Linked DNA regions of Homo sapiens: all the other regions are linked to region 4. Evidence: chromatin loops called from intact Hi-C (ENCODE). Cell type or tissue: heart right ventricle. All regions are shown on one strand. Links, peaks and the distances in the headings refer to the core of each region. The heading gives the core; the rest is flanking DNA. Region 1 overlaps TNS3 (tensin 3). Region 2 overlaps TNS3 (tensin 3). Region 3 overlaps TNS3 (tensin 3). Region 4 overlaps TNS3 (tensin 3).

Region 1 (8,093 bases), core at 1,644-6,643, 54 kb before region 4:
GGGGATGCCAAGCGCTGGCCACAGCCAAACTAGCTACTGTTGTACGGCCCCACATGCAACAGACATCTTGTTTTAATTTCTGTTTGCTTGTTAGTCTAGTGTTCCTGATTTATGGCTGTATCATTTAAATCTCTGTTTTCGTGAAACCGTCTCACCCAAACATGTCCTCTGTTCACCTGTGTAATATGCACATTGGGTCATAGCTAGGAGCGTGAAGGAGGAAAGGAAGGAAGGGGCAGCTGTGTGCTGGAATCTCCACAAGACACAACTGGAGGCTGATTTCAAAGGAGGGGAATTGAGGCTTTTCCTAGCATGTCATGCTGATCCCTTGTCTTTTTCAACCACCGATTGAGAATCAGACTTGCTTTGGGAAAGAAATTAAAACACTTTTTGTCAGATTAGTTACATCCAGATGTAAAATAGCTAAAAGCAAGTGTTGTGGAAAGAACTGCAGTAGCGCCTCATCTTTGTGGATCGCTGAGCTTCCCATGACTCCAGGAAGGGGGTGTCTGTGGTTAGTGAGAAAGGACACCAATTGTGTGTCCCAGGGCAGCACATGGCTCCTCTCTGTTGTCCTGGGGAAAAGCTTGCTCCTTCATAGGCCTTGTGGGATGGAATTTCAACTCAAGGAATTGTTGCAACCCAAATACACCTAGACCAGAGGTGGAGACCCACAGATGGAATGTTGATGGTAAGGACATTAAAACACAGATGATATCTGGGGCTAGTGGGCAAGTTGTGGACGGGGAGAGCTTTGCTCTGGCCTGTAAAGTAAACAGAGTGTTCTTTGCTGGTGTGAATTATTCAGCACACCAGTCCTTCCAGATAACCAGCACGTTAAAAGAAATGTAGCTGAAAACTCTTGCAAAATGATACATTGTCTTTCAAAAGATCACAGTGCACACTGGAATCTTAAAGCTGTGAGAATAATTTCATAAGATTTATCAAACAACAGTTATCAAACTTTTTGATCACAGAGCTCTTTTTCCAGTAACGTCTGTTTGCATCTGCATAGCTATATTCTGTCCATCACATGGTGATGTTTTCCACTGGAGGAGAGAAGGGTGAAGCGGTGGCTGGTGAAGTGTGTAAATAATCATCGCAAGGCAAGATGGGGAAAGGGGCTAATTTGGAGAGCTGGATGGGGACTCTGAGGACAGCTGACTTAGCATCCTAAATTCCAGGCTGAGGCGAGTGGATTTTACCAGAGAGGTCCCTTGCTGCATGGGAGCCAGTGAGCAGCGCTCTGTCCTGAGGTGATGAATCAGTGGCTGTGCCGAGTCTCATGGAGAACAGGGAGGCGAGTTGTGGAAAGGTCATTCTCGTGATGCTGGGAGGTTCCTTGCTTGCCAAGGGAGGGGCGAGCCTGGAGGGTTATTGACCATGAGGGAGGCAGGGGTTCTAAAACACAGGTGGGTGTTCTCTGTGCCAATGCCGTAAGAGGGGAGCAGTGAAGTCCGGTGGACAGTGTGGAGGAGCCCCAGCTCCTGTGAGGAGCATGCTCTGGAGGGCAGCTCTGTGCTCAGTCCCTCATTGGGTGCCCCGCTCTTGTCCCCAAGCTGGCTCCCAGCTAAGCCTGTGACCTGCCTGCGGGGCAGGCTTTATCCTTCCCATGTCACAACCAGGGAACTGAAAGCTGGGCGCCTGCAGCATGTCACTCACAGGTGGTGAAGGACCTACGTTGATTTTATGTAGAAAACATATAGACAGAAAATCAGTTGAGTGTTCACCATCCTTTAGGGGTTACATGAAACTTTACGGAGAATCTGTGGAATTATGTGTGTGAGCGTGTGTGTATAGATCCATACATGTGGAGGACTTGCCGTTATCACTGGGTGAAATAGACAGAATTCAGTCTTAAAGACTCTCAGCCACCGCAGTGTCTCCTGAAGATGCAGAGGGAGATACTTCTTTACTTTGAGGCCCTCTCAGCCCATTCACGCTGCCTTGACAGATGACCATAACCTGGGTGTCTTAAACAACAAGCGTGTATTTCTCCTACTTTGAGAGGCTGGGAAGTCCAAGATCAGGCAGCCAGCCTGGCGGATTCTGGTGAGGGCTGTCATCTGGTTGCCAACTCCTGCCTTCTTGTGTCTCCACGTGGTGGTGAGGAGAGGGAGCTCCTTGGAGCCTCCTTTCTGAGGGCATCAATCCCACTTATAGGGGTTCCACCCTTATGCTCTGAGCACCGCCAAAGGTCCTGCCTCCTAATACCATCACTCTGGGGATTAGGTTTTGACATATGAATCTTAGGGGACACAAATATTCAGTCCATAGCAGATACTCAATGCGTGTTTCTTGAATGAATGATTAGAGAAGCAATTTGAACTTTAAATATCTAAGGCCCTGACATTACAAATCACAATTCCCATTGGTGTATTTTTCATGCAGCATCTTCTGAGCCAGTGGTGTGAGCAGGTGGGAGACTGCTATGGATTGTGTGGTTGGAGGTGGTGGAGCCATGCAGGTGATGGTCTGGGCATGCACTCGGGACTCTGTGTCACCGAGAGTTGGGTCTAGGGGCGAGTAGAGAAGGTCTGGCATTGCCATGCAAAAGATGGAGCCAGTTGGGAGTGGGTGCATAGGAGTTCTGGAAAGAAACTGAGAAGGACAGGGCAGAGTGGGAAGGACACCCGGGAAAGAGTGGTTCCCAGACAGGAGGGTGAGGAGTCGGATAGGGCGCCAAGGCAGCCAGGTACACTTTGCAGCCAGATTCACAGCTTTGTCATTACTGCTTCCAGGCTTCATAAAGCAGCAGAGACCCCCTTTATGGGCAGAGTCATGCCCAGACTCCTCAGGGATATAGTGGGTGAGAGTGCAGCCTCCTCCCAGTGCCTGGTTCATCCCTTGCAGCCTCGATGATATCTGAAGCCCATGAGCACCCCCAGGGAGGTGGAGTGACAGGGGAGGACTCAGAGCGAGCTCAGGACTGGTATCCGGATGCTTAGCCCAGAACCCGCCACACGGAATCTGAGTCCTCTCCCAAAACTGGATCTCAGCAACCTTCCCTTGAACCACTGCCTGAGTATTCTTGAGAATTCCAGCTCCTGAGTTACAGACAAGCACGGAGCCTTTCCTCAAATCTGCATCCCCTCCTCCTGACCCTCCATCCCCACGTGCTGTCTGGCGTGTCTGGGGTACCTGATTCAATGGAATGAGTTTTATGCTTTTCTTTCTTTCTTTTACATACATTTAAGCTTGTATCAATATTTTTTGAAGATGTAAATTATCAAAAAGAAGGAATAATTACCGCCATCTTACTGTCTAGAGATGAAGCACTCGTCATTGGTGTATTTTTGGCATGATTTCTAAATATCATGTAATTTCTCATAGTAGGATCAGCCTGTGCATTGTTTTATAGCCTGAGTTTTTCACTTAACCCACCTCCTTTAGCATCTGTGCACATCTTTAAACTTTCTTCCCATGTCCTTCTCACTGAGCACACTGGATTCCCTTAGAGGGGCTTCCAAAGTGCGTTTGATCTTATTGCTGCACTCCTGCAGGGTTTCCAAGTTCTCCCTGTGAGACACGAGGCTGCCATCACCACCTCTGCCATCAAAGTTCTGCAGAATCCCCAGGCTTGGGTCCTTTTGAGAAGGTGTTCCCCAGAAAGAGTAGTCACCTTTGGATAGAAAACTCATCCTTGTTGAATTTCCCTCCTCTCTTCCACTCTGCAGCCCTCCTCAGCCCCTCTTTGGCATGGAGGCCGGTGTGCTGCATTGGTGAGCTATTACTCCAGGCAGTCTTCGCTCTTGCCTGCGGTCAGCAGTGCCTGGCTCAGGTCCCTGGACTGGACGCCGCCTGGCGGGTGAAAGGCTGAGTCCCAGCCGCATTCCCACCAGGGCTTTAGTCTTCAGAGCTGTCCAGTGCTTTGAGGAGTTAAGGAAGGTTTGGCAGCCTCTGAAACATTCTCTTTTAGCTGGGAAAATGATGTATTGCGGCACTCTCTTTTCCACCCCTGCCCCTGCCTTTTCTATCCCCCCGCCGCCTGGTTAAAAAACCCCAAAAATGTTGACTTAAGCCGCATTTATCTCTAGCAGTGGTTGCCGTCCTGGAATGGAGCCCTCTGCAGCTGCCTTCAATCTGGGCCTGTTAGGGGAGCGCTGGCTTTGATGTGTGAGCGCAACATTCTGCTTCTATACTCAGAAAGGAGCCGGCCTTGAATCCGTTCCAATGTGGGCAAGTGATTACAAACGCCCTGTCTTCAGCACAGAGAGGAGCACATGGTCCTGGTCTCCCCGTGGGTCTGTGGTCCTGGCAGGTGGTGGCTGCGGGGGACGGCAGTCGTGTCAGTGTTCCCTGGGGTAGTTGCTGTCCCTGAGGAGAGGGAAGAATATCTCGCGGCACACAGTGTGGCTGCCTGCCGGAAGCCTCACTATGGTGTTTTAATCCTCGAGAGAGCCTGTGAGCCCATTTTAGAGATAAAGAGAGCAGATCCAAAGAGAAATCAAAAGCTAGTAACTGGCCAGGGACCCTGGTAGCCTTCTGGCGTACACTGTCGGCGATGGCAGCTGTGGCTCAGAGTGTGTCTTGTGCTCGAGACCGTGCGGGACAGGGCTCATACCCTTGACTTTCCTCTTTGAGACTTTGAGACTCAGTGAGACTGGGCTGAGTCTCACTGGGTGCCCCACCTCCTCGTCACACAAGAGGGCTGTGGGTGGGGGGATTTCTTACCCTAGCAGGATGTACCTGCTCTTTCAGGATCAGACTTGCTGTGATGGTCTAAGGGAATGCCCACAGCAGCATATGTGTCCCTGGATTTGTATTGTCACCACCAGGATTGTCCCCACAGTACTCTTCAGGGAGGCTCTGCAAAGCTCTGGACCCCCATGTTGCTGAGCCCTATGGAGAACATCTCATTTTCCTCGCTGGACATCTCTGGAGCGTCGGTGTCAGTGGCCACACTCCCCATTGGGGTGCTTTCTACTTGCTCTCATAAGCCTCATTCCCTTTCACTTTCCCAGTCTGTAAAGTGGCCTGTTGTAATTGGATGACTCTAAAGATACCTCCCTCCAACTCTGAGATTTTTGTTATCATACACACCATTTGTCATATTCACGCATCTCATATTTTCTTGGGAATTGCCATGGCTCTGATGCTGGGGTGGGCGCAGGAAGAAACACAGCAGACCCTCTAATTGGGAAGACACAGATATACATCAGTTGTTGCCACAGGGTGCACCGTGTACCATAATTGGGTACCAGGAATTAGGAAAGAATTGAAGAGAAACAACCACTTTGCCTGTACAATCCAAGGAGATTCACGAAGAGGACAGCCCTTGCAGGTAGGGAAGGCAGACAGGGTATGCCTAGCCCTGGGCATGGGGCATAGGCGAGCAGCACATATTCACGGGGTGGAAGTGTGTTCCGCCTGGCTGGTGTGTGCAGGAGGAAGTAAGAGGTGCTGTGTGTGGTGGATCGTGAGATCGGGGGAATGTCAGCTTCCTTTCCTGAGCCTGGCTTCTTTGCTGGGTGACAGTGAGGATCCCAGGTGCCACATGACTGGAGGATACAGAAAGATAACAAAGAGGCTGGAGGACGCCCTCTGGGAGGCAGAGTCTGGAGAGGAAGGAGAGTAGAGAATGGGCTTCTGGACTCCCCAGCTAAGAACTGACGGAGGCCTGGACTTGGATGTGGCTCTGGCGATGGAGAGTAGGGGCCTTTAGATATTTAGGAGGTAGATGAGTGAGACTCTATGACAGATTTAGAGGAAGGGTTGAGCAGCAGGGAAGCTTCAAGAATGTCTGAGGGTTGGAGATGAAGGCCTGCTCTGTCACTCTTGTCCTTGGTTTCTTGCCTTGACCTAGGACTTTTTGAGTGCAGCTCAAACTTACCAATCCAAGAGTGTGCAGGACGAGGGCCGTGGCATTGCCAGGCCTGGGCTCTGCCACTTTAAGTGGATACCTTGATGAACATTCCCAGAATCCACGCTTTGGGGCTCCCATGGGGCTGCTAGAGCAGGCAGACAGAGGAGATTCACATTTGTCTGCAGCCTTCGCAATAAGACACAGTCCTGAAGTGGCCATACCGCGTTCTCAGAGTACTGTTCCGAGCTCCAGGAATGGGCTACCACGAGGACATGTTGGGTCAGGAAGTGCTGGCTGCAGTGTGCAGAGCTGGCCCGGAAGTGCCAGATCAAGCTGAGACCATTCAAGTATTGCCACTTTGAAAATGGATTTGAAAACTTTCCTCCCCAGACATTGTTGGGTTTTAAGATTTGGAAATTGAAGTAAACTTTGACAACTTTAGTGGAGGAGGGGGCCGATGGCACCTGACAGATCCTTCAGTCTTGGCTCTGCTTTTTGCTGAGTGCTTGGGTATACACAGTGCCTTGTGTCTGCAGCCTCGGTCCTTGTTGGCAACGTGGAGTGCTGTCCCCCAGCATTGAGAGCTGCTCCAGGGCTCTTTGCATGGTATTCAGCCACCCTATGACATTTGACTCTGCACCAGGCAGAAGAATATTTCTTTAGGTCTTGTCCCCAAACCAGGCTTTTCTAAGCATTGCTTGCTTAGATAGCTCCAGTGAAAAGCAGCTGTCATCAGGCAACTGAAGTTGTATGAGACAGAAACGGGCCAGATGGGCGGGTAGTCCTGTTCTGAGCCTGAGATTTCCTCCCTCTGCATCTCTTGATTGTGAATTGAGGCAGCAAGCCTTCAACCCACAAACACCAAAGGACCCCCTTGCAGGCGTGATCGCAGACCAAACAGCAAATCTTCCTCAATGTCACCTGAGAGAGTGGCCTGGGGGCGCCGGCTTCCTCCTGTCTCAAGTGCGAGAGGCGTACCCTCTGTTAAAACCAGGATCAAGTCATGTGGGTGTTACTTTCAAAAAATTGATACACTCCATCAGAAGAGGAGGGTGGCATTGGGGGCAGTCAAAAGAGTTGTTCCAGTCCCTGAGCCGCCATCTCATTAAGTGTTCGTTACTTTTCGAATCCGACAGGAATCAGAGGAATTGGCTCAAGTTGTATGTTGTCCTGTACAAGTTTGCAGAAATCAGCCCACAAGAGTGGCCTTAATAGTTAAGTAGCATCACCCCCTGGGACAGAGAAAGAGGTGCTGAGAGTTGGCTGGATTTGTCCTGGGTCCTCAGGGTCCTCCCAACCCCCAGTCGGCACACAAACCTTGGGCCTCCTCTGCTTCCTGGGAGGAAGGGTACCCCCGATATCCCACTGGACGGGGTGTCCTGTGCATGCAGACGGGTCTACAAGGTGGATGGCTTGTTTGTATTTCTGTAGTTACTGTGTCTTCTCCCTCTTCTTCTTCTTCTTCTTCTTCTGCTTCTTCTGCTTCTGCTGCTTCTTCTGCTTCTTCTTCTTCTTCTTCTTCTTCTTCTTCTTCTTCTTCTTCTTCTGCTTCCGCTTCCTCTTCCTCTTCCTCTTCTTCTTCTTCTTCTTCTTCTTCTTCTTCTTCTTCTTCTTCTTCTTCTTCTTCTTCTTCTTCTTCTTCTTCTTCTTCTTCCTTCTTCTTCTTCTTCCTCTGCTGCTTCTTCTGCTTCTGCTTCTTCTGTTTCTGCTTCTCCTTCTTCTTCTCTTCTCCTCCCTCTCCCTCTCCCCTTCTTCTTCTTTCTTCTTCTTTTTCTTTTTTTTCTTTCTTTGAGAGGAAATCTCGCTCTGAGACCCAGGCTGGAGTGCAGCTGCCCAATCTTGGCTCACTGCAACCTCCACCTCCCGGGTTCAAGCAGTTGTCCCTGCCTCAGCCTCCCGAGTAGCTGGGACTACAGGTGCCTGCCACCATGCCCAGCTAATTTTTGTATTTTTAGTAGAGATGGGGTTTTCACTATGTTGGCCAGGCTAGTCTCGATCTCTTCAACTCAGGAGATCTGCCCACCTGGGCCTCCCAAAGTGCTGGGATTACAGGTGTGAGCCACCACGCCTGGCCTACTATGTCTTCTTAGAGTCCAGAGGAGCTGTGCTTCTTAATCTCTTTTCACTTTCCTCTGCTGTTTGTGATCAGTATCTCCATTGCTCTTTGGTGACCCTGCCCACTTAACCAACATGCATGCAATGATTCATGCCCCTGCCCTACATTCCTTCCCCAAAGCTGCAGATCTTTGGACTCTAATTCCCACCTATGGGGACTACAACCTTGACT
Region 2 (8,093 bases), core at 2,081-7,080, 52 kb after region 4:
GATGTGTAGCACCTTTTCATATGCTTATTTACCATCTGTATATCTTCTTTGGTGAGGTGTCCATAAAGGCCTTTGGCTTGTTTGTTTAATTGGGTTTTGTTTTCTTATTGTTAAATTTTGGGAATTCTTGGTGTATTTTAGACACTAGTCCTTTACCTGATAGGCCTTTTGAAAATATTTTCTTCCATTTCATGGCTTGCCTTTTCATTCTTCTACAGAGCAGAAGTTTTTAATTTTAATAAAATCCAGCTTATTGATTTCCTGTTTTATGGATTGTGACTTTGGTATTGTATCTTAAAAGTCACCACCAAACCCAAGGCCAGCTAGATTTTATAGTTTCAAATTTTACCTTTAAGTCTGTGATCCGTTTTAAGTTAATTTTTGTGAAGGAAGTAAGGTCTGTGTCTTGATTCATTTTTTATTTTTTTGCCTGCAGATGTACAGTTGCTTCTGTACCACCAGTTGAAAAATCTGTCTTTTCACAGTTGTATTCCCTTTGCTCTTTTGTCTAAGATCAGTTAACTATATTCATGTGGGTCTACTTTCGAGTTCTTTAATTGACCTATTTGTTCTTTCACCAATATCACATTTTCTTGATTGCTTTAGCTTTATAGTAATCCTGGAAGTCAAATAATGTCAGTCCTCCAACTTTGCTCTTCTCTTTCAATATTGTGTTTGCTATTTTTGATCTTTTGCCTTTCTGTATTAACTGTAGAATCACTTTGTTAATATCCACAAAATAAGTTGCTGGGATTTTTATTGAGATTGCATTGAATCTATAGATGAAATTAGGAAGAACTGACACCTTGGCAAAAGTTGAGTCCTGCTGTCCATGAATATGGAATATCTCTCCATTTATTTAGTTTTTTGTATCTTTCATCAAAGTTTAATAGTGTTCCTCATATAGATCTTGTCTATAGTTTGTTAGATTTATATGTAAGTAGTTTTTGGGAGGTGCTACTGTAAATGGTATTGTGTATTTAATTTCAAATTTTACTTGTTTATTGCTGGTCTGTAGGAAAGCAGTTGACCATTTGTACATTAACCTTGTATCCAGCATCTTTCTGTAATCGCTTACTAGTTCCAGGCCAGGTTACTTTTGCAGCATTAGATGCAGTCGTAGTGGCCCCAGTTTAAGAAGGTTGTAAACAAACCACACACCATAGGGCTCTTGTGGTTCTGTGGCCATGAGGGAGGGACACAGCTAGAGAGGACAGTGGGGACTGCTGACTTTCAAACCCTGACTTTCAAAACTGTTTTAAGTTTTTCATGCAAGGTAGGTGTTTATTGTCAGAAATGTTGGGGAGGGAATTTCTGAGTCTGGTAGAAAATTGGACTAGAAATACCTCCATTCTGTACCTCATATCTGCAGAGTAGTTTACAGGTGTAACTCCACAATGAAGGTGTATGAAATGTATAGGCATTTTCTTATTTCCTCTACAATTTGTATTATTCTTCTATGTAGCTTTTCCCTGTAAAATTATACATCACTGTGTCTGTTACCAAGCTAAAGTAAAATTACTCTGTTTTGAATGGAATTTTGTAGTGTTTAAGTTATTTTAGACTCTCCTTATAGGATAAGTTATCTGTGGCCAAAACAAAGGTGAAAATAGCTTGCCCCAAATTGCAAGTGTGCTAAAACTCGAAGCTCCAAAATGAAAAATGTAGCTGTGGTCATGGGTTTCCGGCCATGTTCTGCTACTCAGGATTTTGATCTCTGGCAAATCACTTAGCCATGCGGACCTGAGGTTTGTATCTGGTCAGTGGGGATAATAATATTTCCACACATAGCAGTTGAAAAGATTAAATGAATAGGACATTGACAATGCCTTGGGAGCATTTTTCTGGCCCAAGAGGAATGGCCTTTCCTGGGAAGCCGGCCTCACCCTTTCCCTTGTGAGGGACCTGGGCTGGTCCTGGGCCACAGCCCCTAAATCTGTTTTAGGGGGTCCCTGGAGCCCATCATGGTTCTTAGCTTTCTTCTGTTAAAGTAACAGTGGACCCTGTCTGTGGGTCCCAGTGAAGTGCCCAGAAGGATGCAGGAATTTACTGTAGACCTATCTGATGAGCAGCTCACTCACTCTCAACTGAGGAGACAGGGCTACAAAACCAGCTCCACTCTGATGGATTTATTTGTTTCAGTTGCACCTTTTAAAAATGTATTTGAAATTTTGAAAACCTTTAATTAGTGGTTTTAAAATCACAACTTATGCATCGGCAGTGTTCAAGAAAGCGCAGAAGAACGGTGATAGCAACAGGCACAGAGCACTTGTCCTGCCCAGCTTATTGTCTCCTCCCCTTCACCCACAGGGCGTGTGGGTGTAGTGTCCTGTCATCCCATGTCATAGACAGAGGACCCAAGTTGGCAGCTCTGGCTCCTGAATGGTAGATCTAGGCCTGGCATTCAGCTCCCACGTCCAGCTGTGCCCATATTGTCTCAGGGACACAGCCCTGCCCATTCAGCCCTATATGGTAGCACCAGGGCACACGCAATTTCACTTTTCTCCTTAAGCTTCTTAGTTATCCTGCATTCACCCAGTAAGTGTGGAATTAATAAATGAATTGAATGAATTTAGTTGATCATAACAGTGCATCCTAATAGCACTTGTTTTTAGATATTAAAACTTTCTCTTCTATCTTGACTTATCATTTTTAAGTGCACTTCCATCTTTTAAAATTACGTATGAAATGTATCAATAACTCCAAATGTTTTTTAAGGGTGGGTCTTCTTAGAGTCAAGACTTCATTCAGAACTTGGAGTTTGTATCTGATCATCTGAGTTGGGCATTTATATATGAAGCTTAAATTATGACTGCCTTGAGCTTCTTTCCTTTAAAAATCTCATTTCTGAAACACATTGAGAGCTGCGAATGTCTGCTGTCCATTACATTAACCGCGATTCCAAGCCACGGAACCAGGACAGCAGATCTGTCACCAGAGGAGTGAGGCTGTCACAGTGACCACCCCTCAGCTAGTGTCGTCTTCACCTGGAGGATTGGCTGCAGGTGTTTAGAATCAGTGCAGAACAACCATTGTAGCAAGACGGTGGAATTATTGCAATCTCTGATGACCTCCAGCAATTTAGTGAGTTTTCTTTCCTAAACTGAACTTCATCTGTTGTCCTAATTCACTTAGAGTCCTAGACTCCTGGATGTGCAATGTTCTTTGAGATGATCATGTCCAATTTCCCCGTTATAAAGATTCAGGAAGCTGAAACTCAGAAATATTAGCAGACAACTCACAAAGATGGGAATAAACTTGTAATGCTCTCCAGTTTAATCCCTTTTTTTAAATATTAAGGCCATTATGCCTTTGTTCCAATCTCTAAAACAATTTCTATTTGTGTTTTAAGCCTCGGTTCTTAATTGTTTCTTGTTGAAGCAGAGGAATATAATATAATCCTGAAAAGAAAGACTTACTTCTTTTCAGTAGCCTTCTAATAGATTTCCCAGAAATGTTGCAGTTGCATTTTTTAGCATATGGTAGGTATACTTTTTTTTTTTTATAGAGTCTTATATGTTCTTTAAGTTTTAAAAATGGAAAATAAAAGAAAAGGAAAAATGAACTACTCATAGATCGGTTGCCCCTATGCAGCCCCTGAATATTGGGAGGAAGAGTGGACAGCAGGTAAAGTGTTCTCCAGCCCAAAGACCACTCCTGATGTCAAGCAGATCCAATCCTATGCTGCCTTTTTCCTTGTACTTGGGGTCATGCTGCCTGTACGATTCTTTTCTCTTCTCTTAGCATAATAAGTTTACCCATGGTTTTTACAAACATAATGCAGGTCTCATTTTTTTCATGGCTACACAATAGTCCATCATATAATTCACCTCCTTATGGATGTTCATTTACCATGTTTCTAATTTTTAATACCACAGACAATGCTTAGAGGACCATCTTTCTGCATTATTTATTTTTTCTGAAATCTGGATTGTTGCCTTAGGACAAATTCCCACATGTGGGCCTCAGACTTTTGTTCTGTGTTATCAAGTCCCTTTCCCAGAGTAGCCTAGCAATTGACAGAACTCCATGCCATGGGTCTGGTGGGTGCCTTCCTGGTAACTCTTACTGGGCACTGAATCTTCACCTCTGGCCAAGAGCACCTGTCAAGTGGCATTGGATGGTCTTGGGTCAGGTGCAGTTGGACAATCATAGGCAGGCGCAGGCATGCCTGTTCTCTGCTGGAGAGAGGCTTTGGGGCACTTGGTGTCAGTTGGTTGATGTGTGCTCCGTAGAACAGCCTCCCTAGTGGCAGCATTTTCTTCTCTGCTTTAAGGAATGATGACATAGTTCCTGCATTTGGGGAGAGAGATTCCCCAAACAGCAGATTGCTACCAAACTCTAGCCAGCAAGACTGCTCCTCATCAGAAAGCCATCTGTGACTCCTTCAAGAGAGCATGGGTCTGGGTTGTGGCAGCTGTGGTTCTGTGTGAACTGATTGAGATTGTGCCAATTTTGTGGAATTTTCCTAGTAGTTAGGTCAAAATTTTCCCTTTTTTCTCTCTTTCATAACTGCATGATCAGCATGACAGTAATGCTAATAAAATCAAAGGCGGACTGTCCCTCTCGTGAAGTCTGTTTTGAATTCTCCAGGCTCCCTCGCAGCTCCTATCTGATGCACACATGCTTTTCATTTTCCCGTTCTAATCATAGCAGACGTGGTTTTTATTCTGCTTTCCCTGCTGATTGCTGATGACGTCTTTCCATGCTGCCATGTGATTTTCCTGGTTACCGCTTGCTGGTTGCTTGGTATTACACCGAGGGAGCTAATTTCACCCCTCTCTCATTTCTAATGTGTTTCTGGTTTTTCCCACTGTAATGAATATGTGGCACAAATGTCTTTCCCTGAAGGTTAGCTATCCTATGTGGTTACAGAATATTTCCTTTCTCAATCTCCTCAGAAGCGGGACCACTAGGTTACTTCTAGGCATTTCATATCCACCTGATAAATATCGCCAAGTATACTAGTCGGCTCTCATGATGCTAATACAGCCATATCTGAGACTGGGTAATTTATAAAGAAGAAGAGGTTTAATGGACTCACAGTTTCACATGGCTGGGGAGGCCTCATGATCATGGTAGAAGGCAAAGGAAGAGCAAAGGCACATCTTACATGGTGGCAGGCAAGAGAGTATGTGCAGGGGAACTACCCTTTATAAAATCATCAGATCTCGTGAGACTTACTCACTATTACGAGAACAGCATGGGAAAAACCCACCCCCATGATTCAATTACCTCCCACCAGGTTGCTCCCACCACACATGGGAATTATGGGAGCTACAATTCAAGATGAGATTTGGGTGGGGACAGAGCCAAACCATATCACCAAGTGATCATCAAAAATAGTGGGCTCAATTCCTCAGAGTGTCTTCAGCTATAAACAATATGGCCTTTGCGGTGGATAGAAAGGATGGTCCAGCAACTCACAAGTCACCCTGCACTGTGACACCCAGGGACATCCTAGCCCATCTGTGGGCTTGTGTGTCAATGCACCCTGTGGCACACCTGTCAGACCACCTGCCAGCACACCTTCCAGTGCACCTGCCAACACATCTGCCAGAACGTCTACCAACATACCTGCCAAACCACCTGCCAACACATCTGTCTGTGCACCTGCCAACACACCTGCCAATAGGCATGGCCCTTGCTGGTTCTGAAAAGTCAGACTTAAAGGCAAAGAGAAAATGGAGCTGCTTCCCAGGGCTGCCTACCCCAGGAGGACACGGCCGAGGGAGACAACACTACCCAGCGCGTACCGTGCATCCGAGTGCTGAGATGTGTTGCTGTAGACTGTGGGAAAACACTCTTTTTCTGTTAAGTGAAACTTTAGAGGCCTTTAACCACGGAATTAAGACACCCACATGCTCACATAGAGGGACATGTATACAGTAGACAAGGGGCAAGTGAGTGAGGGCAGTTCTGTTCCTCAGGAGGAAGCCTACTCAGCCTTTGGGCAGGAGAGGCCCTGGTTTACTTCAGTGAATGAGCTTCAGGCTAAGGCTGGATGTCTTGGAACACCTCAATTTCACCCATGCCCCAAAGTCACACGTGCACTTATGCTTGAACTGCAGGGTCACAGGCTAGAAGGGAAAGAAGGGTTGTTATGGAGCCCAGTTGTTTTTCTTCTCCCAAGAGGAGATGGTCAGGGACAAGACCCACAGCTCTCCCTTGGCAGCATGGGGAGCCAGGACACAGGTGAGGCCGGGCCACTTTTGGCTTTTTCCAGCCTGTTCTCTGAGCTCACTGCAAGCCATTCCTTCTCTTGGCAACCAGGATTTGAGGACACATGCTTCCCTCATGGTTGTTTCTCAAGGGCCTCTGGGCTCCTTACCTATAACAGTAGTTGGGTTTCATATTAATGTGACTGTTGTCCATACCCACCCTGAGACCAGAGAAGGTGCCTTGGGCTCCACCTGGGACACGAGGGTTTAATACTGCTGCAGGGCGAATAGAAAGCTCCCTCTGGCTGGTGGGAAGGCAAAGCCACACCAGGCGGGTCTGCTTTGCTCTAGTAACTCGCTTATTCTCTGCCTTGACATGGGAGTAAGTGCATCCTTGGAGCACTCACTGTTCATGTTTTCAGAATTAGGGGCAAAGGCCATCTGCCTTACATGCACCCAGCATAGGCCACATGCGCAAGTTGTTCATAAACCCAGTCTGCACATCAGCAACTGCCTGTGTGTTAACAGGACACACCTGTCCCAATAGTTGCAACTAACATGTGTCTCCCTTGGTGTCTTCCAGCCTGCAATGTGTGGTACTTGAACTCTGTGGAGATGGAGTCCCTCACCGGCCACCAGGCGATCCAGAAGGCCCTGAGCATCACCCTGGTCCAGGAGCCTCCACCTGTGTCCACAGTTGTGCACTTCAAGGTGTCAGCCCAGGGCATCACCCTGACAGACAATCAGAGGAAGTGAGTGCCTAGAGGGAGGCAGGAGCCGTCCAGCAGGGGCGGGGCTGTCACGTTCCTCTTGTTCTTCCCTAGTGTGAGTAGTCATCCAGGTAAATCATTAGCCGTCTTTGAGGTCATGAGTCACCCAGGGTCTGTCTAGGTATTTTTCTGTCATTAAATACGTCCTGGGAACCACATAGGAACTCTTAGCATTTGTTTGCAAGGCTATTTTTCTTAGAAATCAGTAAAATAAAATAAAAAAAGACGTTTGGCGTTTTAAAATTACACACATACACACATAATTGCAAATGCAAAAAATCTTTTAACTCAGTTCCTTAAAAACACTCTGATACTATGATCAGAGTCCAATGATCTTGGAACCTATTGTTTTAACAGAGGGTCATTTCCTTTCAGGTGAGCGTATGACCTTGATATGTACTATTTCCGTTGGCCAATTTCAAATGACTTACGCCTGAGCTGTTACTGAGCCAGTTATGCTGGAGCAGATGTTCTCCATGTGGATCTTTACTGAATGCCCAGCATAAGCATGGAACAGAGCAGCCACAGGGCTGTTCCTGTCTCCCTCCCTCCAGAATGCCATCCCTGAGTGCAGCCTGTGGCCTAGGAACAGAGCATTTCAGATGCAATTATTTTGTATTGTGTGGTTGAGGAGGCACGTTGGCATCAACCGTGGCAGCAGCATGATGGCAGCAGCCATCACAGCAGACAGGCCGGCAGGGGACACTCAGACCAGCCTGGCTGCTTTCCCAGGATGCTCCCCGAGCAGGGCCCCCATGCCTCTCTGTGGTGCCCATGTCCCTAGAAGCAAGACATTTTCTTCATCTGCCCAAACCACCTGGGAGGTTGAAGGCAGGATCTTCCCCTCTGTAGCTTCAGGAATAAGTGAGTTTAGGCAGGTTTAGCTCATCACCCTTCATCTGCTGAAAAAAATGAGCACAAAGCAGAACGTGGGTTTTGCTGGTCAGACCCGTTCAGTGCCCCTGACACTGACCAGTAGATGACCCTGGGCAGGGTCCCAATGCTTGATGCTCTCGTATTTCAATCCTGCACCAAAATACCTATTTCAAGGTTTAGTGTCTCAAATGAAAAGGGCACTCAGCAAGTGCCCTGTGTGGCACACGCAGGGACAGGGTCAGGGTTGTGGCTCAACCCCACCATGTTCTCAGGGTCAGGGGCATGG
Region 3 (8,093 bases), core at 1,556-6,555, 60 kb after region 4:
TGAGAGGGGCTGCAGGTGGCTGCAGGGTCACCTTGAATTGAAGCACACCCAGGCTCTGCCTCTGCCCTAGCCTATCTCCTGGCCTCTCTCTTCATCTCCAGATGAGCTTTACTCTGTGCCGGTGCAGAGTCATTCCCAGAAGGAGAGGGGTGACCCCAAAGCCAGCTAGACTGGCCCAGCCTGGACACAGCAGAGTGTTGAGTTGGGCATCCTCTGGGGACCATGTGGACTGGGTGGATAGCACTCTTGGAAGGAAGGGCTGGGCAGGTGAGCCGGAGGAGAATGCCCCAGGTGGTCATGTCAGTGACTAAGGGCTGTCAGGTGAGCCTGGAAGGAGGTCTCTATGGGGGTCGTATCAGTGACCATGTGGAGTCCTTCCTTAAGGAATATTCCTTGCACAGCACTTTATTGTTCACTCAGTGCTCTCAGACCTGTGACTGCATCTGACTTGGGCATCTGTCCTGTGGAAGGGGTGGGCTGGTAACATGATCCACTTTTCACAGGTGAGGAAACCAAGGCTCGGAGCCTGGAGGCTGTTAGTGGTTTCCCCACGATCCTGCAGCCAGCAGTGTCTGGCAGGGCCAGAGGTGCTTCCTTGTGTCCATCTCACACCCTACCAGCTTTTCCAGTTTGTTAGGGCTTTTTTTTTTTTGAGATGGAATCTCACTCTGTCGCCCAAGCTGGAGTGCAGTGGAGCGATCTCAGCCCACTGCAACCTCTGCCTCCCAGGTTCAAGCAATTCTCCTGTTTCCACCTCCCAAGTAGCTGGAATTACAGGCACATGTCACCACACCCGACTAATTTTTGTGTTTTTAGTAGAGACGGGGTTTCACATGTTGGTCAGGCTGGTCTTGAACTCCTGACCTCAGGTGATCAACCCGCCTCAGCCTCCCAAAGTGCTGGGATTACAGGCGTGAGCCACTGCACCCGGCTTGTTAGGGCTTCTTGACCCGATTCCCGCCTTCCACACGGCTGACAGTTTCAGCCTGTGTGGTGCTTCCGTCTACTGGTAACAACTGTTCTGCCCAGCTTCATGACATCTGTTGACTTTGAATGAGCACGCACTTTCTTCTCTCCAAGTGATGAGTAAAAGTATGAAATGTTTTCTGCTGGAAGAATCTTCATGTATGGGAGAGCCCGCCCAGTGCATCCCCCATCACCCAAAAGCCCTAGTAACAGGAGCCATCCTCTCTCCCCCATGTCCCAACAGGCTCTTCTTCCGGAGGCATTACCCCGTGAACAGTGTGATTTTCTGTGCCTTGGACCCACAAGACAGGAAGTAAGAAATTTGCATTTTTATTGAGCAAGGAGTGTACTTAATTCTATCCTTTAGTTTAAAAAAATTAACCTCTGTTTTTCTCTTTAATTTGCAAGGTGGATCAAAGATGGCCCTTCCTCAAAGTAAGTTGCTGAGATTTCTTTACATTCTCTCCTTGTCTGCAGTTGTACTCCAAAGTTGAATTCTCTTCCAGATTTGCACAGGGGGTGCCTTATAAGAAAATGACTACACCATGCCAATTTCTTTTAAAAAAGAAAAAAGTAAAAGTGTTCTCATTATGGACAAGGATCTGGATGCTGTTAACTTTTCTGCCGGCTGTTGGCTGGATGTGCAATATTTACATGTGTCATATAACACTGTGGCATAGATACAGGGAGATGGATGGCACAGCCTTTTTGGCCATTTGGGAATGCATGGGCTCAGCAGTGCTGAGGTCTGCACAGCTAGAAGGAATTGCTCCCTTTGTGCAGGTGTGTGGATGAAGCGGGTGTTCCAAATTTACCAAATGCAACGGAGGAGGGCCTTCATCACACCGTTGCTCCACAGCCAGTCCAGGCAGCTGTTAGAGTTTTTTTTTTTTTTTGAGACAGAGTTTTGCTCTTTTTGCCCAGGCTGGAGTGCAGTGGCGCGATCTTGGCTCACTGCAACCTCTGCCTCCCGGGTTCAAGCAATTCTCCTGCCTCAGCCTCCCAAATAGCTGGGATTACAGGCGTCCGCCACCAGGCCCAGCTAATTTTTTGTATTTAGTAGAGACGGGGTTTCACCATGTTGGTCAGGCTGGTCTCGAACTCCTGACCTCAGGTGATCCACCTGCCTCAGCCTCCCAAAGTGCCGGGATTAAAGGTGTGAGCCACCGTGCCCGGCTTAGAGTTCCCCTTTTATAAGCACACCTTTCCCTGGCTCCCTGAGTACCGTGGCCTTGCTTGGCCTGGGCTCATTCCTGGCCCAGTGTTCCTGTCAGGGCCAGCTGAGGGACCTCATCCTAACCTCCCACTTGGAGGCACAATGGGCTGTATCCCCCCAGCCTGGTTTCCTCGGCATAACCCGGATTTAATGACCACAGTGCCTGATCACAGGCATCCTTCCCTGGAATCCTGTTTTCAAATGGCTTGTCTGTCCAGGAAGTTGCTCAGTGCATGCGTTAGCAGAAGCGGGGAGAAGGAGAAGAGACCCTGGTACTGACGAGCTGGGCTTCCCCGGTGGGGACTGTGTTCTGGGCACACTCCCACTCTGGCTGGTAGCAGAAACACGGGCTTTCATGTGCTTGGAATTTGTGACTGTATTGGGGTTACCTGAGTGTCATTGACTGGTCCCTTCATGATGCGGAAACTGCTAAATTTAAACAAAAAAAATCCTTCATTTTTCTAAGAAAGAGAAGAAAGTCCTTTGCCCAGGACCTGGATAGGGATATGGTCATTATTGTGTGAAGTGCAGGACTCATAAAAGCCTATTAAGATAATGGCTCTAATTCTTCTAAGAAAAATAATTCGATGGGCTGTTCTTTTTAAACAGCTCCCTGAAGTCTATGTAGTTTGTAATGCAGGCTTCCAAGGCCTGAGAGGAGCGCCTAGTGTATTTCCCCTTCGGTCCCAGTGGGTGGGAGTGTCGAAGTCCAGACAGGACTTGCATTCTGGCATCATCTCAGGAGCCCCTGAGTCCCTTGCCACTCGCCTTGCAGACTGTGGTCCAGTATGTCAGGACTGGGGCTCAGGAATCTGCAGGGACAGGTGCCCAGGAGATTCTGGCCCTGGCGTGGGGAAGCATCTATAGAGGAAGTTGAGCCTCAGCTTTGATTCAGGTCCTAACCTGGGGCTGTGGACAGGGCACTCACCTCTCAGCCTCAGGGTCCTCACTGCAGAGCTAGAGTCAGACATCCCATCTGTAGGTCTGTGAAGGCTGGAGGTAAAGTGCATGAACAGGTGGCCAGCAGGGTGCTGGGCACGTGGTTGATTTTTGATAGGTGCCACTTAAAATTCCTCCTGACAGTGCCGCTGGCAGCTGGAGGAAGTAGAAGCTTGGTACTTTGTGGGACACTGACCACTCTGACTGGACTTTCCTTTGGCAGAGTCTTTGGATTTGTGGCCCGGAAGCAGGGCAGTGCCACGGATAATGTGTGCCACCTGTTTGCAGAGCATGACCCTGAGCAGCCTGCCAGTGCCATTGTCAACTTCGTATCAAAGGTCATGATTGGTTCCCCAAAGAAGGTCTGAGAACTCCCCTCCCTCCCTGGACCCACCGATGCCTCTCGAAGCCCTGGAGACAGCCGTTGGGTGAGGGTGGGGCCCCCACTTTTTACCAAACTAGTAAACCTGACATTCCAGGCCCATGAGGGGAAAGAGGATCTTCCAGCTCTGCAAAAACAAGAACAAACAACATCACCGTGAATTGGCCTTTCCTGAAAGTGACTTATCTGACACATCTCTGTAGCCACATGCTTTTTGGGTAGAAGAAGCTGGGCATGGGTGCACCCCACCCCCTAGGGTCCCCATGGGAAAGGGACATGCAAGGAAACAGCACAGAACACGAGGTGGTCCCCATGTCCCTGGCACACTAGCATTCCGGGGGATGAGGAATCCCCAGCCCTTGAGGCAGAGGTGCCGAGTGACTGCCATGCTTCGCCCGTCCGCATGGGCGCTTCTGTCCAGCTGCACCCGAGGCCGGGGGTTTCCCTCACCTCGGTCTTCCCAAGATGGAGATGCTAACGAAACTGAGAAGGGGGCGTATGTTTGACGAAGGTTTGTGCAAGTCAGGCCCTTCTGGAACACAGCAGGGCCTACAACGAGGGGCCTTTGCGATGGGCTGTGAGGATGGGGGTGGTGGGAAGAATTGGCCACGTTGGAGACCCCATGCCACCCCACCATGGTGAGTGCTCTGTGCCTCCTGCTCACCTGTGGTGAGCTGGGCGAGCTGGGCGAGCTGGGCGAGCTGGGCTGGGGAGAGCCTGTGAGGACCGAGAGGAGAAATGAGAAGAAGGAACAAAAATATTATTTCTATGTAATTTATATTTTACTTATGCCAAATTATTTATGATAATTTGCCATTGCTATACTGTACCAGTGTCAAATGCTGCAGCCTGCCAAGCTGTGATTTTGTGAGGCTTGTCCCTATGTAGGATGCACCGCAGGCCCCTGGCCACTGAAAGAGTGTGCAGTGGACTGTGGGTCTCCCATATGCGGTGCCGCCCAAAGGTGGCTTTGCCTCAAGCAACCTACCCTGATGTTTTACTCATTGGAATGTTTTTCCCCGATTGTGGATGACTTCTTTTCTGATGGAGAGAGTCCAGGAGGGATGGAAAACTCCTGGATTTAAGCTCAGCATCCCCCACATGGGCTTTTCGATCATCTTCAGGCCTGAAGCTGCACGACCTGAAGTTCGCCTGCATTTATCAGCCCTCTTTGTGCTGCTCCTTGCCACCTTGGGGTTCCTGCTGGGGACCATGTGTGGTTGTGGCATGTGTGAGCAGAAGGGAGGATGAGGAAAAAGAGAAGAAACCCCGGTACTGACAAGCTGTTTTTGAGTGCCACTGTTTGCCATCATCTAAGCCACTGAATCAAGTGTATTTCAGGCTTATTTCAACATTCCAATGCCCTGGTTTTCCTGCTTGAATCTGTTCGTGGTCAAAGGTTTGGGGGAATTTGTGACCCTGGAACATCCCCAGAGTGAAAGATGGAGCTGGGCCACATCAGAATAAGGCCTTGGCCCCATCCTCTCACAGCCTAGGTGCTCTGCAGGCATGCTGACTGTCCTGATTGCGATCCAGCCCGAAATTCCCTCCTCTGCTTTCAAAAGTCAAATCCCCCATTCTTAGGCCACACTGGTGTCACAAGCTCCTGTCAGGGAGCTGGGGTTTGGGAATGTGCTTTGTGAACTCTGCTTTAAAGTGAGGGGCCGAGGAAAACTTAGAAACAGGCAGAGTTGGAAGCAGCCAAATCACAGTGGGTGTTGTGTGTGTGTGCGTGTGTGCATGCGTGCGTGTATGCGTGTGTGAAAGCAGGTGGACCATTCCACTTTTTAGCTCCTATTGATGCACCAAACCAAGTGCCTCATTTCTGTGCCAAATGTTTGCCTTGGTCGTTGTGGACCTCCTTCTCTAACTTGCGGTGGCATGACTGTCAGGAGGTGCTGGCATTTTCAGCAGATCCTCATGTGTTGACCCTGATGTCTTTAGCAGAGGCCTCTAGCATCTCGGTTTTTCATCCACTGCAGGAATGTGGCCACAGGGAGCAGAGGTTTGTACTTTCCCCAAGAGGTCCTCATCCTGAGACGGTCTCTACCCATGTTTAACCCAAAGAGTGCAGGCCAGGTTCCTTATCCTTCTGATGAAGGATGAGAGAGCTCATTTAGAAGTCAGAGCAAACTAGGGTCTCAGTATTGAGAAACGCAGCCTGCCAGGGAATCACAGAGACATCGGGGTGCCCGCGATGGCCCTCATGAAGCCATGCCTCGACGGCATTCAGGAAGCCCTGCAAACGTGCTTTTTGAACTCATTGGCCAGGTGTGATTTTTACACAAGGTAAACGTGGTCAAGGGCATCGGGGAATTTGCTCCAAGCAGATAGCTCCCTCTGAGGAACCAAAGGAAGCAAGTTTCCACGATTTCTGAAGAGCTGGTATAGGAAGTTTCTTTCTTCCTTTTGTGTTACATGTGCATTAAACAGAACAAGCTGTGTGTCATCACAGATTGTACTGTGGGCTCAGAAACCGTGAGAGAGCCCCCACCGTGGACACCGGCTCTAGGGCCACAGGAAAAGGAACGTTTCCAGGCATTTTGTCTCCAGGGCTCCCGCTGGACAGGCACGTACTGCCCTGGGGAGTAAATGCGGAGAGTTCACGAACTGTGCCCAACGCATGTTATAGCCAGGGTCCTACTAACTACTCAGTAAAAGAACGTATTGTTGTATTCCTCCAGTGTTAAGCTATAGCCATGTTAAAAGTCACTGTGCATTTATTCTCAGCATCAAATACCTTGTAACGTCTTCTCTGCCTTGTTAGTGCATATTTTTACTTTTCTGATACTGTAAAGAATATATCCAGTATGTAAATGAATGTTCTATAAATCTTTTGTATAGTCATTTTCTCTGCTCCTTAAATATCATCTCTATTCAGAGTATAATAAAATTATGAACTTGGTAAGCCTCCGTGAGACGGTATTTGTGTACCCTGAAGTATGTTTGTGTGTGTTTGCACATGTGTGTATGCGTGTGCATGTGTGCACTTTTGTGTATGTGTCTCTGCAAATGTGTGCATGTGCTTGCACAGATGTATCTTTGTCCACATGTGTCTGTGCGTCTGCGTGTGTGCTCGTTCATGAATGTGTGTCTGTGTGTTTACAAATCAGTGGATTCAGTTATAAAATCACAAATGTTTTGCTGTCAGGAATATATTAAGATTTCTGCCCAGAGACCTTTGAAATGTTATATTCAAAGATCTTTGAAGATTAACCACAATGCAGTGTTGATAATGGGTCCTGACATGTTTTCGATGTTGCTATGAATACCCCTACACACACACTGGCTGCAGAAACACACCCCTGAAGTGGGCCAGCTCCTGAAGGACCTCCCAGTGTCTATTGAAGTGGGCACTAAAAGTGAATATTGAGACTGGTGGATTCACTTACACATCAACAGATGCTGGAGACAGCCAGTGTCACCTGCCTCTTCTGTTCCCCCAGCCAAGGCTCCTCCCTCCCCACCTTAAGGGAGTTTGCCCTTTTCTACGGACTCTGCCCTCTTGGGCCTGTCCCCTCCCTCCTGAGTCAGGTGATGGGACACAGGACCCCATCTAACCTCACTCCCTCAGATCCAAACCAGAAAAGAAGCAATGCTTTGGGCTCATTTGGTTATGGACAGATAAAGATGGCAGTTAGCTGCCACCCTGTGCACAGTTTTCTGCCTGCGTGGTCAGCCCCCAGAGACTGTAGCTTTCCACTCTGAGGAGACACAGAGATATTTCACCCCAGCTATGTTGGGAGAGTGAACTTGAAATGGTCCCGGTACTACTGCTTTGGAGCAGAAGAGAGGGCAGGTGGTGGCAGATTAAATCTTGTCCAACAGGAAGCTCCCATTGAGTCTTTGAAGCCAGTCATTGCCCAGACCTTTGACCAATGTCACAAGGTGGAAAGGTGGACAGGGCATTGATTTCACTGCGGCTTAGGGAGTGTGCTTCCCAAGAACACCATACTTGTCACAATTACTGGGCTCCGTACAGTGTGCACATGTGCCTAGGTCCCCGACCAGAGCCAGCCCTGGGGACTGTTGGAGAGACCCAGTGGCCATGAGACCTCAGCTGGACAGGCCCCTGCCACTTGCTGCAGGAGGATGTTATGGGTCCCCCATTCATCTCTCAGCAATCTGTTACCTAATGAGTACCTGGGCCTTACCTACTGGGGTCGTCCTTCTATTAATGTGGTGGGCACCTTGGTCCGTCCACTTGGGGGGTCATTGATCTATTGTGTAATGAACACTTTGGATCTGCCCACTGGAGGACAGTAGGTCTGTAGCTCAGTTGGGCTTCTGTGTCTCATCCTGTCCCCAGGGAGGTAGGTTGCCTGCCTGATGGCTTTGGGGATCACACTTCACAGACCAGGGGCAGTTGGGCTGGTCTCAGAGGATGAATTGGAGTTTTCCAGGTAGACTTGGGGCCTGGACTGGGAAGGGACATTTTATGATGCAGGGATTGGTGAGATCTGGACACATTTGGACAGAAGGGCTGTTGAACTGGCAAACAAGATAAGTGGGAAAAACACAAGTCGCCCTTAAATTCCTGAAAAATCAGTTCACAGTGTGAAGCCTGGCCTGAGGCAACAGAACAAATAG
Region 4 (8,093 bases), core at 1,271-6,270:
ATTGACAAACCTCTAGCAAGACTAACAAAAAAATGGAGGACATAGATTACTATTGTTAGGAAGGAAACAGGCACCATCACTAAAGACCCTGCAGACACCAAAAGAATAATGAAGGAATACACAAACTACTCTACATGCATAGTTTTTAAAACTTAGGTTAAATAGACCAGTTCCTTAATGAGCATGAACTGTCACAACTCACCCAATAGGAAATAGACTACTTGAATACCCTGTAACTATAAGGAAATTGACCTAGTAATTTATAATCTCCCAAAAAAGAAATCTTCAGGTTTCACTGGATAATTCTACCAAACATGTAAAGAAGAATTAACACTGATTCTACGCAATACCTTCCAGAAAACAGAAGAGGGGGGATCATGTCCTAATTCATTTTGTGAAGCTAGTATTACCCTGATACCAAAACCAGGCAAAAAGAACAGAAAAAGAAAACTACAGACCAATATCCCTCGCAGATTCAGATACAAAACTCCTTAACAAAACATAAACAAATAGAACACAGCAATATATAAAAAGATTGACACACTGTAGCCAAATGGGACATATTCTGAGATGCAAGGCTGGTTTAGTATTTGAAAATTCATTCATGTAATACACTATACTAACAGGCTAAAGAAAAAGCTCACGACTATATCAGTCAATCCAAAAAAAGAATAAAAAGAGTTTGGCAAAATTCACATCATTCATGACTCAAAACTTCCAGCAAAATAGAAGACAGGTACTCCTTCAACCTTACAAAAAGCATCTAAAAAGCCCCACAGCTGACAGCACTCTTTTTCAACATAGTTCTGGAAGTTCTACAGAGACATAATACAAGAAAAGGAAATTAAGACAACAGATGAGAGGAAAGAAATAAAACTGTCCCTTTTTGCTGGTGACATGATCATCTACGTAGAAAGCCCCAGGGAATCTTGAGTCTGCTGCTGACATGATTGTCCAAACAGAAAATCCCAGGGAAGAGGCGGAGCTTGCAGTGAGCTGAGATTGCACCACTGCACTCCAGCCTGGGCGACAGTGTGAGACTCTGTCTCAAAAAAAAAAAAAAGAAAAAAAAGAAAATCCCAGGGAACAACAAAACAACAACAAAAAGTGAAACTGTTAGAACAAATTCAGCCACTTTGCAGGATTCTAGTTCGACACACAAAAACTAGTTCTATTTCAGTACGCTAGCAATGCACCTGTAGAAGCTGAAATTAAAAATATAAGTCACAGCCCGGCGGAGTAGCTCACGCCTGTAATCCCAGCACTTTGGGAGGCAGGGGTGGGCAGATCACGAGGTCAAGAGATCGAGACCATCCTGGCCAACATGGTGAAACTCTGTCTGTACTCAAAATACAAAAATTAGTTGGGCGTGGCAGTGCGTGCCTGTAATCCCGGCTATTCAGGAGGCTGAGGCAGGAGAATCACTTGAACCCAGGAGGTGGAGGTTACAGTGAGCTGTGATTGCACCACTGCATTCCAGCCTGGCGACGAGCTAGACTCCGTCTCAAAAAAAAAAAAAAAAAAAAAAAAAAATATATATATATATATATATATATGTATATGCACACACACATATATTCGTATGTATATATATACACACATATACACATATGTATACATATATTTATGAAAAGGACATAGAGGTGGCATATGATCGCATATGTATACATATATATATATATATATATATATGCCACTTATAATAGCTCAAAAAAATTAAATGGTTAGATGTAAACCTAGCAAACCATGCACAAGACTTCTGTGCTGAAAACTGCACAATGCTGATGAAGGAAACCACAGAATATTTCAATAAGTGGGGAGACATACTGTTTTCATGGATGGAAAACTCAACCTAGTAGAGCTGTCACTTCTTTCCAGATTGACAGACAGTTTTACCACAATTCCTATCAAAATCTCAGCAAGATTTTTTTGTAGATATAGACAACATAATTCTAAAATTTATGTGGAAAGGCTAAGGAACCAGAATAGCCAAAACAACTTTGAGAAAGAATTAAGTGGAAGGAATGAGGTTACCTAATTTCAAGACTTATTGTATAGCTACAGTCATCAAGACTGTGGTGTGGATGGAGGAACAGACACTTAGGTTCATGAAACAGAGTAGAGAACCCAGAAACAGGCCTACACAGATATGCCCAGCTGATTTTTTTGACAAAGGTACAGAAGCAAGTCGGGGAAGGTCAGCCTTTCAACAAATGATGCGGGGGCACCTGGGCACCCACAGGCAAAACAATGAACAGCCACCAAAGGCTCACACTTTATACAAAAATTAACTTAAAATGGATGATGGACTTAAATGTAAAATGTAAAACATAGTATTTTTTAAAATGGGAGAAAATCTTTGGGATCACTAGGCAAAGAGTTATGAGGTTAGGACAAAAGCATGAACCATAAAAGGAAAAGTTGACAAATTAGACTTTATAAAAATTAAACATTTTTGCTATGGAAAGAACCTGTGAAGAGGATAAAAAAGACAAACTGCAGAGTAGGAGAAAAGGTTTGCAAACCACATGTCCAAAAAAAGGAATATCATCTAGAATGTATATAATCTCTCAATACTCAGCAGTAAAGAACAAACAATTCACTTAGAAAATGAGCCAAACTATTATTAAAAAGTCGAAAAACAACAGATGCTGGCAAAGCTGCAGAGAAAAAGAACATGTATACACTGTTGGAGGGAATGTGAATTAGTTAAGCCACTGTGGAAAGTAGTTTAAAGATTTCTCAAAGAACTGAAAACAGAACTGCCATTTGACCCAGCAGTCCCATTACCGGATATACACCCAAAAGAAAAAAAATCATTCTACCAAAAAGACGCATGCACTTGTATGTTTATCACAGCACAATTCACAATAGCAAAGACCTGGACTCAACCTAGGTGCCCATCAACAGTGAATTGGATAAAGAAAATGTGGGACATATACACCATCGAAGTACTCCGCAGACGTAAAAAAAGAACCAAATCATGTCCTTTGCAACAACATGGATGCAGCTGTAGGCCATTGTCCTAAGCAAATTCAGTATCCCCTGAATTTAAAATAAAAGTTGAAATTAAAAAGAAAAGCCACTGACTAAATTAAATAAATGGATTTTTATTCAGTAGGAAAAAAAATTAGAAAATGGTTCAAAGAAAAAAAGAGACATGTCACTGAAGAGGACGTAGAGGTGGCTTATGAGCACGTGAAAAGATGCTCAACATCATTAGCCATTAGCAAAATATAAATTTAAATCACACCTATCAGAATGGCTAAAATAAAAAATAGTGACAACATCCAATACTGGTGAGCATGTGGAAAAACTAGACCCCTTATACGTTGCTGGAGGGATTGTTAAAATGGTACAGCTGCTGTGGAAAACAATTTTGGCAATTTCTTAAAAATGAAAAACCTACATCTGCCATGTGACTCAGTGATTGCATTCCTGGGCATTTATCCCAAAGAAATAGACTTATGTTCACATAAAACCTGTACAGGAACTCTTTTTACTTTAATAGCCCCAAACTGTAGATGTCCTTCAACAGGCCAGTGGTTAAACAAATTGTAGTACCTCAATACCATGGAACACTTCTCAGCAATAAAAATAAGTGAATTATTCATACACACAACAACCCGGATGGGTCTCTAGAACATTAGGTTGAGTGAGAAAAGTCAAAACCTGAAGTCTGTATAGTGTATGATTCCATATATGTCACACTTTTTACATGGCAAAATTGTAGACACAGAGAAGAGATTCATGTCTGCTAATGGTTGGGAGGGGCAAGAGTAGAAGGGGAATGGAGTAGCCAAAAAGGCAACAGGAGATTGGCAGAAGAGTGGTGGAGTAAGAGGTCGGGAAGGTGGAGCCAGGCCAGGAGCCGTTCTCTGTAGTTCCCAGAAGGTGGTGGTGTGGCATCCACATGCAATGTGAGGTCATTACTGAACCTCAGGATGGGGAGGTGACTGCTCAGATTTGCATTTTCACACATCACTGTGGCTGCTGCATGAAGAACACGGTGGGATGGACAGTGGGCTGGAACAGACCAAATGGTTTCAGAAGAGATAGGAGGAAATCAGAACATTTGTGTAGGATTCAGGTGGTGCAATCAGCTGACCTTAACACAGTGGAATTGGAGCCTGACTGCTCTTTCTAATTGTATTGCTTTTGTCATTATTGTTTAAATTAGGTTCTGGCTTCTTGTTAATTAGTATGCAGTTAGTATAACACTATCTCCATAAAATTCCTCTGCAGATCGCATTACTAAAACATAACTTGATACCTCCTTAGTCAGCATAAGCCCCATGTGTTAAGTTCTTTTCCAGACAACCACCAGGATAGGTGTCCAAGAGAAATAGCCCAGTTAGTTAAAGGCTGTAAGGACAGATTTTATTCAGGATTATTGCAACAGGAGAAAGTGCTGGGCTCAGCCCCAAATGCAGCAAAGACAGCTGGAGATTTATGACCGAGGAATAGAGCAAAAGGATCTGGTGGATGGAAAGTCATTAAGAAGGGACATCAAGGGTAGGGGGGTTCTTGCTAAACTGGCCTAACACGGTTTCTGCTACAGACAGGCCAGGGACTTAGACACAAATGGCGAGGGATGAGGAGCTTGATGACGTGTCAAGGGGGATTAGATATCAAGTGTGGGGGATGAAAAGCAGGATTCTTGCTGGAACTGAGCTTGCCACGGTTGGACGTGGAAGGCCAATGTTGAGGCCTAGTGGAGAAGAGGGCTTGGAGGAGCCTGGCTAAGGTTTGGTCAAGGAGAGTCTGTCACAAGATAGACCCATCTGTATCCAGGCTAACGCAATAGGGTGACCAAATGCAGCCCGCACGCTTCTCTGTGTTTCTCTCCAGGTCCTTTGGGCACTTAGTTTATAATTTTTTATTTTCTATTTTTTATTTTTATGGGTACATAGTATAGGTGTGTATGGAGTACATGAGATGTTTTGATACAGGCATGCAATGTGTAATAATCACATCATGGAAAACAGGGTATTATGGGCACTTAGTTTAGCCATAAGGCTTCCGTGCCAAGTGGCCTGGGAGCCAGCTGGGGCCAGCTTCTGCCACAGGCATCCTTCACCCACCCTTCTCACAAACAAGCGATTCTTCAATAAACAATAAACAGAATACACAAAAAGCAAACCAAAACATCTCTAGATTTATTAATAGATGGGTGAATTAAAGGAGTCTTTTCCAAATAATGTGACTAACAGAAGCCAAGGGGGATGAATGCCCAAAGCTGGGGCTTGCCAGAACCTGCTGGTACCGAGAGCTGATTGCTGAAGTGTGAGGAATTTTGTGAGCCAGCTGACAGCACATTGGCAGCTTGGGATCTGCCAGGGCGGGATTGTTTACACCACAGGATTTAGCAAACGTTATGAATCAACCCCTCCATCGGCCCCAAGCTTCCCTGACACACCAAACAGTAGAAATTCACTGCCTTTTTTTTTTTTTTTTTTAACTCTGCTTGGTGTTAGCTAACTAGTCATGAAGAATAGAGGCTGAAGTGACCAAAGAGATCTTTCTGCATTTTGACATTCAAATATTTGGAAAGATTTTCCGCATTCAGCATTTGGATTCTAGTCCCATTGCCAGGCTCAAGTAAGCTCTGTGATAACAACACTCAGCTGTTGGAAACTGCTGTCCGAAGCATCTCTCAGCAGATAGGGAGGCCTAAAAGGACACGGCAGAGTGGTGTCTGGTGGGTCCTCTCCTGACATTTCTTCTCTCTCTGGTCAAATGCTGGATGCACACATATAGTGGCTCTGAGACTTCCTATCTGGGTGAGCTCAGGCAGTTCTAGGGACCTCTCTGAGCCCTAGTTTCATGTCCTGTACAACAGTAGTCATTCCTACTGCACATGGTTCTTGAGAAGATTGGACCAGAACATGTAGCTCTGGCTCCTGGCCCAGACCTGATCAACACTCAGCAAATAGTGGACACTGATGCTGTTAGGAGAACAGAGCATCCATATGAAGGGCGGTTCCCTGAGCTGGGGAGACCAGTGACAACTGTAAGTCTGGGTTCAGAGCATGAGTCGGGGGACGGAGAAGGCCCCTGGGCATCTGGCCCTGGGTGGCTGAGCCCTGGGAATCCTGCTTTTCCCAGAGATGTGCTTGTGCCCAGTGTGCTCATGTTTTAAATGCCAGCACCTACTCCAGGAAAATGATGGGTATTTCAATATCTGCTCACATTATGCATATTTAAATATGAATTTAAATACTGTTTAATTCTCCTAGGGATGTGTTGTCATTTAAAAGAGGTTGTGATTAGCATGAAGGACTGGGGACAGGAGCAGGAGATGGCAGAGCAGCTGTAGGCACTGATGTAATGCCTCCAGCTTTATGAGGACGGGCCCAACCAGGCTTCACCCATTTGGGGCCCTCAAGCGGGAGCGTCAGTGGCAGCCCTCGCCATCGTCCGTCTGTTGAATGTATTGCCACATGGCCACATTATGCCCCAGGAGCCATGTGTTGGAGGACAGTATCCTTAGGCTTCTCAGAAATTCCACATGGGAGCCTCAAATGGACATGCTTTTCTTGAAAACAAAAATATTTGTAAAAATGTAACAATGGGAGTCGTTTAATCTCAAGTCTCCCCTATAAGCAAAAATAGATAAAATTATGAAATGTAAGATGTAAATTATTCTGTTTCTTAGCTGATCCTTAATCTTGATGATATTTTCAAAACAAATGAATAATAAAGACATGAGAAAAGGTTTCCTTTAAAAAGTCGTGGTTCTCGCCAGGCGCAGTGGCTCATGCCTGTAATCCCAGCACCTTAGGAGGCCAAGGCAGGCGGATCATGAGGTCAAGAGATAGAGACCATCCTGGCCAACATGGTGAAACCCTGTCTCTACTAAAAATGCAAGAATTAGCTGGGCATGGTGGCGCATGCCTGTAGTTCCAGCTACTCGGGAGGCTGAGGCAGGATTTAAATACTGTTTGAACCCAGGAGGCGGAGGTTGCATGAGCCGAGATCGCACCACTGTACTGCAGCCTGACAACAGAGTGAGACTCTGTCAAAAAAAAAAAAAAAAAAAAGAGTCGTGGTTCTGATACATCTCAGCTTCCAAACTATTTCATAATTTTTTAAAAATATAAACACATAACATAAAAGCATCTATTTGAAGGTGAACATTGCACCAGCATTCAGTAGATTTACGGAGTCATGAGACCATCGCCCCTAGGTAGTTCCAGAGCATCCTTATCCTATAACAGCTTTACAAGTGGTATTCAGAGGGGGTTTGGGGACTTTAGGCTTCAGTGAAAAAGATTAGCAGTTAATGTTAGTTTACTTCAAGAGGATGCCTTTATATATTTTGCAACTTCTATTTTGTGTTCAGTTCTTCTGGAGAGTAGGGTGTAGGCATTTTAGGGGCCTGGCTTCCAAGCATGCAGCCTCTTCTCTGCTGTCGATTGGAGGTTTTGTGAAGGGCTGGGAGGATTGCCTCCATCCAAGTGCCAGTGCATGAGACTGATCAGGAGTGGTAGCATGTGAAGTGGTCCTCATTGGCTCACAAGAGGGGACACAGGGGTTTGGTTGGTGCTGTGCGGACTTCCTGGATTTGGTAGGTTTCAAAGGGTCATGATGTTTGCCACAGGGAGGAAGAAAAGGGCAGTACCAGTGGCACTGGTCCTTACCCTCTGTAGCTCTATGATCTTGAACAGTTTGCATAACCTCTGGAAGCATCATTTAAATCTAAGCAAAATAAGAATGTGTGTGCCATGCATGGTATTGGGGGCAGTCTTAAAAATGAAGATTTCAGCCTATGAATATGCTAGTGTAACAAAAATTTGTCTTAAAATTTAGTTTTTTAATTCAGAATGCACTTTCTTATTGAAATAGTTTCAGAGCCCCAGGGACTGATAGAGAGACACAGCGTGAGAAGAGGACAAGAGGAAGACAGAGACAGAGAGATTATTTTGACACAATGCTTTATTTTTATTGAAAAAGCTGTCATCCTTCAAAAATTGACAGATACAATGCTTTTACCAATCTTCTTCTTTCTTTCCTGTACTCGACTCCCTTTTCTGTTGAATTTTTATGAGCTCTGAATGAGAATGTTTATAATAGGGACAAAGGCATGTACT

What was found. Peaks named below come from ENCODE experiments on the same cell type or tissue, not always from the same donor. Only the 100,000 strongest peaks of a DNase experiment are listed, where the experiment ranks them.
Region 1: a loop joins it to region 4, with 3 times the contacts of the local background. A loop is called at or near these places in 7 of 110 quality-filtered maps.
Region 2: it touches region 4 in a loop (3.0-fold over the local background); 19 of 110 quality-filtered maps call a loop at or near these places.
Region 3: it touches region 4 in a loop (2.3-fold over the local background); 24 of 110 quality-filtered maps call a loop at or near these places.

What each region holds. Positions count from the first base shown.
Region 1 is chr7:47,388,370-47,396,462 of GRCh38, reverse strand. The region is part of intron 16 of TNS3 (tensin 3); the gene reads left to right. Among named protein-coding and RNA genes, the nearest start is that of SNORD151, 72 kb to the left of the region's middle. In heart right ventricle, for the core only: CTCF peaks have their summits at 3,634 and 3,834; DNase peaks (open chromatin) are centred at 3,802 and 4,062.
Region 2 is chr7:47,282,517-47,290,609 of GRCh38, reverse strand. TNS3 (tensin 3) reads left to right here. Exons shown (of 31, transcript NM_022748.12): 28 at 6,745-6,913. Among named protein-coding and RNA genes, the nearest start is that of SNORD151, 180 kb to the left of the region's middle. In heart right ventricle, for the core only: a CTCF peak has its summit at 4,211; a DNase peak (open chromatin) is centred at 2,392; H3K27ac peaks cover 1,611 bases.
Region 3 is chr7:47,273,472-47,281,564 of GRCh38, reverse strand. TNS3 (tensin 3) reads left to right here. Exons shown (of 31, transcript NM_022748.12): 29 at 1,211-1,279; 30 at 1,375-1,401; 31 at 3,345-6,411. The coding sequence ends at 3,489. Among named protein-coding and RNA genes, the nearest start is that of SNORD151, 190 kb to the left of the region's middle. In heart right ventricle, for the core only: no CTCF peak of the experiment used is centred there; no DNase peak of the experiment used is centred there.
Region 4 is chr7:47,333,556-47,341,648 of GRCh38, reverse strand. All of the region lies in intron 20 of TNS3 (tensin 3), which reads left to right. Among named protein-coding and RNA genes, the nearest start is that of SNORD151, 130 kb to the left of the region's middle. In heart right ventricle, for the core only: CTCF peaks have their summits at 3,707 and 3,910 (motif pointing right); DNase peaks (open chromatin) are centred at 5,298 and 5,898; H3K27ac peaks cover 2,767 bases.